2 separate regions of the Homo sapiens genome follow, and region 2 is linked to region 1. The links are chromatin loops, found by intact Hi-C in ENCODE. Cell type or tissue: Caco-2. All regions are shown on one strand. Each heading gives the region's core, and the rest is flanking DNA. Links, peaks and the distances in the headings are about the cores only. Region 1 overlaps LOC124902439 (a long non-coding RNA gene). Region 2 overlaps LOC124902439 (a long non-coding RNA gene).

Region 1 (4,403 bases), core at 329-4,328:
GGTCCAGCTCCAATTCAAGCAGTGGGCCTGTGTGAGTACCAGAAGGTGTGGTTCACTGGGGTGGCAGTATATCTTTGGAAACTGGCTACCACAAAAATGAAAAAAAGGAATTTAAAATCTATATTGCAGAAGAAATATTAAAGAATGCCGGCCAGGCATGGTGGCTCATGACTGTAATCCCAGCACTTTGGGAGGCTGAGCCGGGTGTATCACGAGGTCAGGAGATCGAGGCCATCCTGGCCAACATGTGAAACCCCATCTCTACTAAAAATACAAAAATTAGCCAGGTGCAGTGGTGGGTGCCTGTAATCCCAGCTACTCAGGAGGCTGAGGCAGAAGAATGGTGTGAACTCGGGAGGCAGAGGTTGCAGTGAGCCGAGCTCATGCCACTGCACTACAGCCGGGGCAACAGAGAGAGACTCCATCTCAAAAAAAAAAAAAAAAAAAAAAAAAAGAATGTCTTCATCATTAATGGGCAGGATAGGAGTGAGGTGAATAAGCAAATAAAACTTACCAAAGGAAAAAAAAAAAGAAAACACAAAAGAAAGTCATAAAAAAACTATATAGTATTAGGTAATTCAGACAGTAGAGTCAGGAAAAAGAATGGTCCACACTGTAACACGTTAAATAGGAGCATGAAGGGTAGAGACTGAAAAGAGAAATTTTCTCTATCCTACACAGAGAAAATTGAATTTCTTAATAAAGTTGTCATGGGTAACTTTTAAGGAAGGTATTTGTGTAAAGTGATGACTAATAATTGTGAAGTCAAATAATAAGAGGTTTTGAGTAGAGAGTGAAAGATGAAATAATTATGCCCTCTCTTTACTATATTTCAAAGATTTAAAAAGATAAAAATCTAAAATTTTGAAGAATTATCTCTAAGTAAGGCTGAAATTAATAAGTGTATTCCTATCACTGGGTCTATCAAAACACTTTTTAAAAAGCATTGTTACTGAGGTCTTCCCAACAAGTTCAGGGAAGTAATATAGAATACAGAATGAAAAATTCATCAATATTTAGAAACTCTAGTAACTAATCAGCACTTAATTATGTCTTAATTTGAAATGATAAGTAATTATCAAGTAAGAAATCAAGTAAAAATGGCAACAAGTATTATTGAATATTTATTATGTGCATCCACTATTCTAGATTTAAAAAAGACAATATTATACTACATAAATTATAAGAATCAAGTGATATTTGTATTATTCATCTCTCAATACAGATTAGCTCCAGGCATGGGGATGTACCATGGCATACAAATTATCCATATCCTATTAAATTAGATCTGAAATGACATTCAGAGGCTGTTCTTACTATTATAGTATTCCCATGCCACTAGTCTCTGGTGAGATGTGGAAAAGCTTAGAATGGAGATGGTATACAGTGGAGGAATCACAAGGAGATTCTGTAGGGCTAACAAAAACAGCTAATTTAAAAGTGAAATATTCAGTAAATCAAGCAACTATTTTGTATAAATAAGGAGTAGACATTAAGCTACCTGAATACAATGCCCAAACCTATTTCTTCCATTAGAGGAGTAATATTTAGAAAGTTTAAATGTGATTTTTGTCTTTTGCCTTTTCTAGACCATTGGAGACAATCATTTGCTTTTGGAAAGATTGGATTCTATTGCAAATAAAATGCAATGTAAAAGAGCAAGATAATATTCAGACTTTGGCATGTAAACTTACTGTCTACAAAAAGAATTTTCTATATTTCTTTATCCTTCCACCAACCATCCCCATTTATCATAACAGCAAATAAGCATGAATGACTCAGATCATAAAGCGCACTTCTAGCATACAGGATATTCCCCTTCTAGTGATCCATGTTTGAATAAGGATAGGATGTAGCATAAGCAAAAGAAAAGCCCACGGTTTTCCTAGCACTAGAGTACAGAAGCAAGCAAAAGAAGAGAAAATTGGAAGAAAGAAGAGTGAGTAATTATTTCTCCTACTTTCCCTGTTGGAGCCTCTGCCTTAGAGAGAAAGGAGGTATGTGAGGTACCTAAGAGGGAGGGCAGAGGGAGCTCTTTCTGTTTGTGACTGGCTACTGTTACCCCACGGTGACATTAATGTATAGTTGGTCAGCCCTGGGAGTTAGTTCACTCAGTCACTGTTGGTTTCTGGGCAGCATAGACTGAGCTCTGAAGGAATAAAGCGATTACTGGGGAGTTTCCATAGAGATGCCTCCCTAGTGAAGGAAGTAGAGCAGATCACCCAGATAGGAATAAACACAAGTCACATCGGACCTCACAGGGTTCTATAGTGCTGAGGGGAATAAGAAGAGATGTTCCTCAAGGGAGGAACATCAGGTCCTGTCCAAGTGGACAAAATCCAGATCACTAATAAACTCAGATAAGCATGTAGCCACCAAGGCAAGTAGCCATCAAACAGACAAAAGACACTGTCCTTGAGGCTACAGGAGCCAACAATACTATGGCTGAAGACCTCGACTCTCCCTGTTTATCATGAGTTTGTATAAACTCTTACCTCCTCATGCTGCCCCCTCTCCTACAAACACACAAATACACATACTTTATTAGAGAATGTCCAGGAAGCGGGGTAGAAACCTGAGAAATCTGGGAGATTGAAATTTGCCCTTTTCCTTGACGACTTCAGTATTACTGAAGGGGCTGTTTAAATTATCCAATAAAATTAATTTTAAAACAATTTGGACCTTTTGTTCTTTTCCATTAGAAACCAGAGGAAAGGAGGAAAGGAATGTGTAAAGAAGGTCAGAGCTTCTAGAGACAACATTTAAAATGAAGTCTGTAGACATTCAGGTATCAGGTTGCAGTGTTACATGCTAAACTTCTCTGTGGCCAAATTTCCGTGAAGTGTTGGATAGACATGTGACAAAAGGAGGTCGGAAGAAGTACGCAAGGAAAGAAAAAGGACTAAAATATGTTTTTATTTGATTTTACTTACAATTGATATGATTCAGTGTTTTGTGACATGTAGACATGTCTGTGGCTGTCTCCTAACACTTACTGCTCAAGTTCTCTCATCAGTAGATATTAATAATAACAAATCAGCAGAGTAATCCGAAATAATGTAATTACTTATTACCCTGAAGAGTTCCACTGAAGGCTGTTGTCAGCTAAAGAGAAAGAACAAGAGCCCCATAAAATAAGGTAGGTTTTTAAGGCTAATAATTCATAGGCTTGCTAAACTTCAGACAAAGTTATTACCCCAGGAGAATCTTGAGATGTAGCAAGTAAATGTTTTTTTTTCCCTCCACAGACCTAGATTTAAAGAGACTTAATGGAAATGGTAGGCAAAAGCATAGGATTAAAATATATCATAATAATAATTCCAGTGTTCTAGAAAAGGAACTCTTGACAGAAAGAAATGAAAAGAACATATAAAAGAGAAGAATACAGATAAACTAGTATTGCCTCTGACAGAAACCTCACTAGTTTATTAGTCTTCATCCCTAGGAGTTTACAACTCATAAAAAAGTTCCAATAGGAGTCCTTTTCAGATTATATATTGTTAAAGTTACCCAAAAGAAAGACTGAATTACATTTACTATGACTAAGGAAATCTTCTGATCATAGAAAATGCATTAATGCTTAGGCAATAGTAAATTGCTAAACATAGAACATTTTTAGTCTATTAGTGGGTCTCAAAGACTCAAGTGTGCTACAAAGGCAATAAAATTCTAAAAATAAACAAATATGACTAAAGTACATTTCCCTAGGAATAGGTATAATAACTTACTTTCAGATTACAAAGTCCCAAGTCTGAAATATGTGAGGAGAGATAAAAATATAGTCAGGTAGATAATAATACCATATGTCTGCTTTTAATCTAGGTGCTCTGTGATGACATATAGATTAATTGAACCTTACAGTCAAGGGACCTCTACCCTATCAGGGAAGAGATGCATAAAATAACCAAGACTTGAAGTTGATGTAAGGAGTTCAGAAGAATGGAGAAAGTAATCACTCTTAAGCTGGAACAATAAAAAGAGCATCATGGAGGAAATTGGACTTAACTGGTTATCAATTACATTAAAAAGATGGAGAGTCATACAATAGAGAGAAGAAGCATGACTAAAACATGAATGTACAAAAACTAAAAGTGTGCATCTTCACCTGGAATGTAGCAGCTACCTTATAATGTGGAGAAAGGGAGGGAGGTAAAAAAGGAAGGGAAAGAAAGAAGGAAGGGAGGGAGGGAGAGAGAATGGGAGGAAGGACCAAGATACAGAAGAAGCAGGGAACAGAAAAACATTTTAAAATAATTAGAACTAACATCCTCTGAGATAGGTGAGATTGTACACATTGAACAAGAATAGAACGCTATTTTTTTTTGAGATGGAGTCTTCCTCTGTCACCAAGGCTGGAGTGCAATGTCGTGATCTCAGCTCACTGCAACCTCTGCCTCACGGGT
Region 2 (4,403 bases), core at 137-4,136, 280 kb after region 1:
AGTTCTATAAAGAGCTAATCATCTCCCAGCACCACCGCAACCACCTCCACTCCATCTAACTCTCACCCCTTGTCCCAAATGGCATAGAATTAATAGGTTGGTATGTGTCACTTCATACCTTTAGACTCATTCATCTAAATGTACTCAAGCATGTATATAGAGAGAAGAATTTAGTCATTGGATTTTCCCTAAATAGTCTCATACTTTTAATATACGACTTGCTTTTTTTCACCAAACAATAGAGCATAAGCAATCTTACAATACAGACTAAATTATTTACCTTTTATTCTAATTCTGTTATAAATGTACACAGTCAGAGAGAAACAATTTCACATAAATAGGATCAGAGCATATATGAAGTGGTATACAACCCTTCTTCTCTTCTGTTCAGTCTTTCTGTTTTTTTAAATCTTTGTCCCTCCCTTTTTCTATCATCTCCTTCACCCCACCACTATTCAGGTATCTCATGTTAACAACTAGATATGTACTCCTCTGCACTTTTCATCATGGTCCTACGACACAAATACATAAATATCATTAATTACAAGATGCACAATTTTGTTATATGCCACTGAGAAAGAGAAATTATCCAAACAAAGGAGTCTAATAGAAGCCCCTAACTTAAAGGCAGGAAAGGAAAGAGCTCTATCTCAGAGTCAGGTTAAACAGGAAGTAAGCTCTTCATAAAGAACAACAAGGAAGATTTCGTTCCTCTACCTTGACAACGGGAGAAAGAAGAAAACAAATTCTCTCCTGAGAATTTGATCAGAAGCTAATCATCACACAGACTTGGGGTATGAATTCACACAACCAAAGAGATTCTCAAAAAAGGAAATCCTCACCAATAGAATTTAATTTAAAGTGGCCTCAGTTTAGTAAGACCTTCTGCAGGTGACCCATAGAAGCAAACACAAATCCTCTCTAGAAGAACTTGATTTTGATGCTGACAGTGATTATAAGACCATTGTTTGTAAGATGAATTTGATTTGCAGAGAGTTAAAACATAGAGGGAAAGTATTAAATATAAGACATGTATAGATTTTGTGCCTATTTATTTTATAAAGGTGACTATTACATGTTTCTCTACATCTTACTATTGTCATTTAATAACAGCTTTCAAAATGTCTTCTAAGACAACAATATGGCCCGGCTCATTCTTTTTTAATGCCTGAATGATACTTCATAGATTGAATTAACTATAGTCTATAAAGCTGTTTTCCTATTTATTGATGTTTGCTTTCTTTTTCTTTTTTTAACATGTATTCTTAGTATCTGGTTATTTTCCTTTTGTGGCATGATATCTTGGGAGTGGGTTAAGGGTCTGTATAATTTTTGACATCATTAGATGTTTCCCATAGTGTATGAGAGTATATACTTCCCCCCATCCCCATCAGCAGTAGTTGGCACCACTTTTCATTTTTGCCAATCTTTTCTGAATCCACAAAGGCATCCCCTGCTCTCCTGTGCCTCAAGGAGGAATACTTAGAGGAGGGAAAGTGGGTTTTCACATCCAGTGTGCCTCTTTCACGTTCAGCCAGGAACTAGAGGCCAAGTCAAAGGCTGGTGTGCCTGTCCTTCTCAGGAGGAAACAAAGTCACAGGAGTTCACTGATCCTCTGAGCTGGGACAACCTTGGCCATTGCCCGTGTCAGGAGGATAGACCTGTGCACAAAAGACTGAAGGGTTAGGCCAAGTTCAATATAATAGTCCACCATTAGCTTTAGGAAGCACTTTGGGGTCCAAAGGAAGCCGAAAGCCACACTGGTCAGATGTATGCAAGACAGCAGCATCAGCCAAAAAAAAGGATTTCTTAGGAGTGCCTGCAATCTCCAATAAGAGAGAAAGTAATCGGCCTAAAATAATGAAAAGCCTGTTTAAAAGACAACATGTCAGTGAGGGTCCCAGATCACAGGCATCTTTTACCATCTTTGACCACAAGAATGAGATGGGAAATGATAAAGGAATGTCAATTGTAGTTCAAAAATGAAGATCCAACTTTCTCATCACTTAGTGCTATCATTTCCTTGCCATTAGTAGCCCCGGAAAGTCATCTGAGTTGCACAGAAGATACTTCCCAAGTCTCTGCTGCCACCCACAGTTTGAGGTGGAAACAGTGGTATAAAGTTCTAGAAGCATGCACGAAAATTATGCTCTCAGTTGATCTATGTATGTATTGATATGCTGTATTTGTATCATTTTTACAGTATGTATACTTATGCATGCATGTGCACGTGTGTGCATGTGTGTGTGCATGCATACACACACACAGAGTGCCGTTTGGTAGGTGGTGAATAAACGGGGTATCACTTAAGTTCAATTAAACTGACTCTAGGTTTGGCACTTTTCCCACAGCAAGTAAATCAGTAATGTTGGAATTGAACTTGTCATTTAATTAAGCCTTTGCATTAATGGTCCCATGGCCTTCAGAGACATCTTTATGTCTAACTAAACCAGTTTGGATTGTCTGGGTAAAGAGACAGTACCTAAGAGCATGGAGATGTTGCAAATGAAATCAAATGACAAAGGCTTCTTTCCGTCTAGGATGAAAATGTTGCAATATTCTAATTGTGGAGAAAGATGTTTTTCAGTTGAAGATCAGACTGCAGTTGAACACTCCAATAATTCATGAGGTGGATATTATTACCACCATTTTACAGATAGGAAATAGAAGCCCCAAGAAATTAATTATTTGCTTTCCCAAATGCTTCCCTCAACTGGCAACAACGAGCACTCACTCAGAGCTTTACAACCAAGGTTCATTTTTTAAAATAATAATGATAATAATGTTTTAAATGTTATCAAAAGGTAAGGTAGTACCAAAAAATAATTCCTCCTGAAGAGTGTATTTTCACCTGTAGTCCCAGCTACTCTGGAAGCTGAGGCAGGAGAGTCGCTTAAACCCAGGTAGCGGAGGTTGCAGTGAGCCGAGAACACATCACTGCAATCTAGTCTGGGCGACAGAGCAAGACTTCATCTGAAAAAAAAAAAAGAGAGAGAGAGAGAGAGAGTATTTTCACAGAGAAACTCTCTTGTTGCAAGAAGTATTCTTCACTCCAAGATTCTTAACCCTCTGACAGCAGGTTTCATGCAAACTAAGTCACAGCAATTCCTACAATTGCCAGTGAATTCCAACTTGGTGACTATGCCACCTGTATCAGTCTACTTCTGCCACGCCCAAATTACTCCAATAAGAGAAAGACTTATGTGCCCAGCATGTCTACTTATTGTTAGCTTGGGAAATAAACAGCATCATCCTTACATCAATCATAGAAAATATTCTGGAATTCCAGTTTCTAAATTAGCAGGAAGTCCAATCTTCCCCTGGGCCTTCCTACCTCCACCAAGACATATGAGACAAAAGCAACAGTAAGTTGATTAAAATACCTGTGAGACAATCACACATAAGTCTGATACCAATTCCTTCCCAAAGATGGTTATTTCTGGGTTATATCTTAAAGGACATCCTGGGCAGGACGTGTGATTCCCAGACTAGGAGGTTACCTGCCAAAGTCAGGCCAGGCACTTTCCAGCCTCTCATCATTAAGCTTTCAAAAAACTGGAGTCCAGACTGGCCCAGGCCAACTGGTTTAAACTGCACATCCTTGGTAGGAGAGGTCACATGGTATCTCCAAACTGGGCATACCCTGAGAGGCTCAACATGAACACTCCAGAGCCAGATTGCGTGAGTCCAAATCCTGGCCCTGCCACCTTCCTATCTGTGGCTTTGGGCAAATTACTTAACCTCTCTGTGCCTCAGATAACTCAGCTGCTCAATGGTGAAAATAGTGCCTATACACTTCTTTTTTTAGAACTGCCCCCAACAAATAGTAAGCAATCCATGGATTTTACCTATTAAAATTGGTATCCAAAGATAGTAAATAAAAAAAATAAAAACCACTTTAAACTAAGCACGAGAAGTTCAGGGAGAAAAAGCCTATGGAATGAAATTGACTGAAATAATTTCCTGCTTTTCAGTCAGGTAACTCTTTTGCATTAGCCAAGGTTACAAGCAGGGCATGCTGAAGACTTCTGCAGGAGGCCAGCACCTGCAGAAGTTGTGAAAATTGGCTCCAGCCCTGAGAAACTCAATCTGCCACATTCCAAGTACTAAGGTTCATTGCCATTTTTTTCCTTTAAGTTAAAATTTTAAATTGGCCCGTGTCATGTTAACCTAAGTCAGAACCTCTACTTTAAAGTTCAGAATTCAATTAGCAAGGACAAGTAATTACTTTTACCTCCCTGGCAGGCAATATTCTTCAGAGAGAGGAAGTTCATACTTCACTTCTGGCAACAGTTCTAAGATCTGTTGCTGAAGACCTTGACTCCCGTATCCCCTGGCCAGGAAGCCAGACTGAGCACTGGACCAGCCCCAGCTGCTGCCACTGGATGCCCCTCTCAGCAGGG

Evidence for each region. Hi-C counts contacts between places; a loop is a spot of excess contacts. Peaks named below come from ENCODE experiments on the same cell type or tissue, not always from the same donor. Only the 100,000 strongest peaks of a DNase experiment are listed, where the experiment ranks them.
Region 2: a loop joins it to region 1, with 10 times the contacts of the local background. A loop is called at or near these places in 3 of 110 quality-filtered maps.

The regions. Positions count from the first base shown.
Region 1 is chr10:64,374,019-64,378,421 of GRCh38, reverse strand. The region is part of intron 4 of LOC124902439 (a long non-coding RNA gene); the gene reads right to left. Among named protein-coding and RNA genes, the nearest start is that of LINC02671, 550 kb to the left of the region's middle. In Caco-2, for the core only: no CTCF peak of the experiment used is centred there; no DNase peak of the experiment used is centred there.
Region 2 is chr10:64,089,779-64,094,181 of GRCh38, reverse strand. The region is part of intron 3 of LOC124902439 (a long non-coding RNA gene); the gene reads right to left. Among named protein-coding and RNA genes, the nearest start is that of REEP3, 570 kb to the right of the region's middle. RefSeq lists a silencer at 3,000-3,294. In Caco-2, for the core only: a CTCF peak has its summit at 2,099; a DNase peak (open chromatin) is centred at 2,071.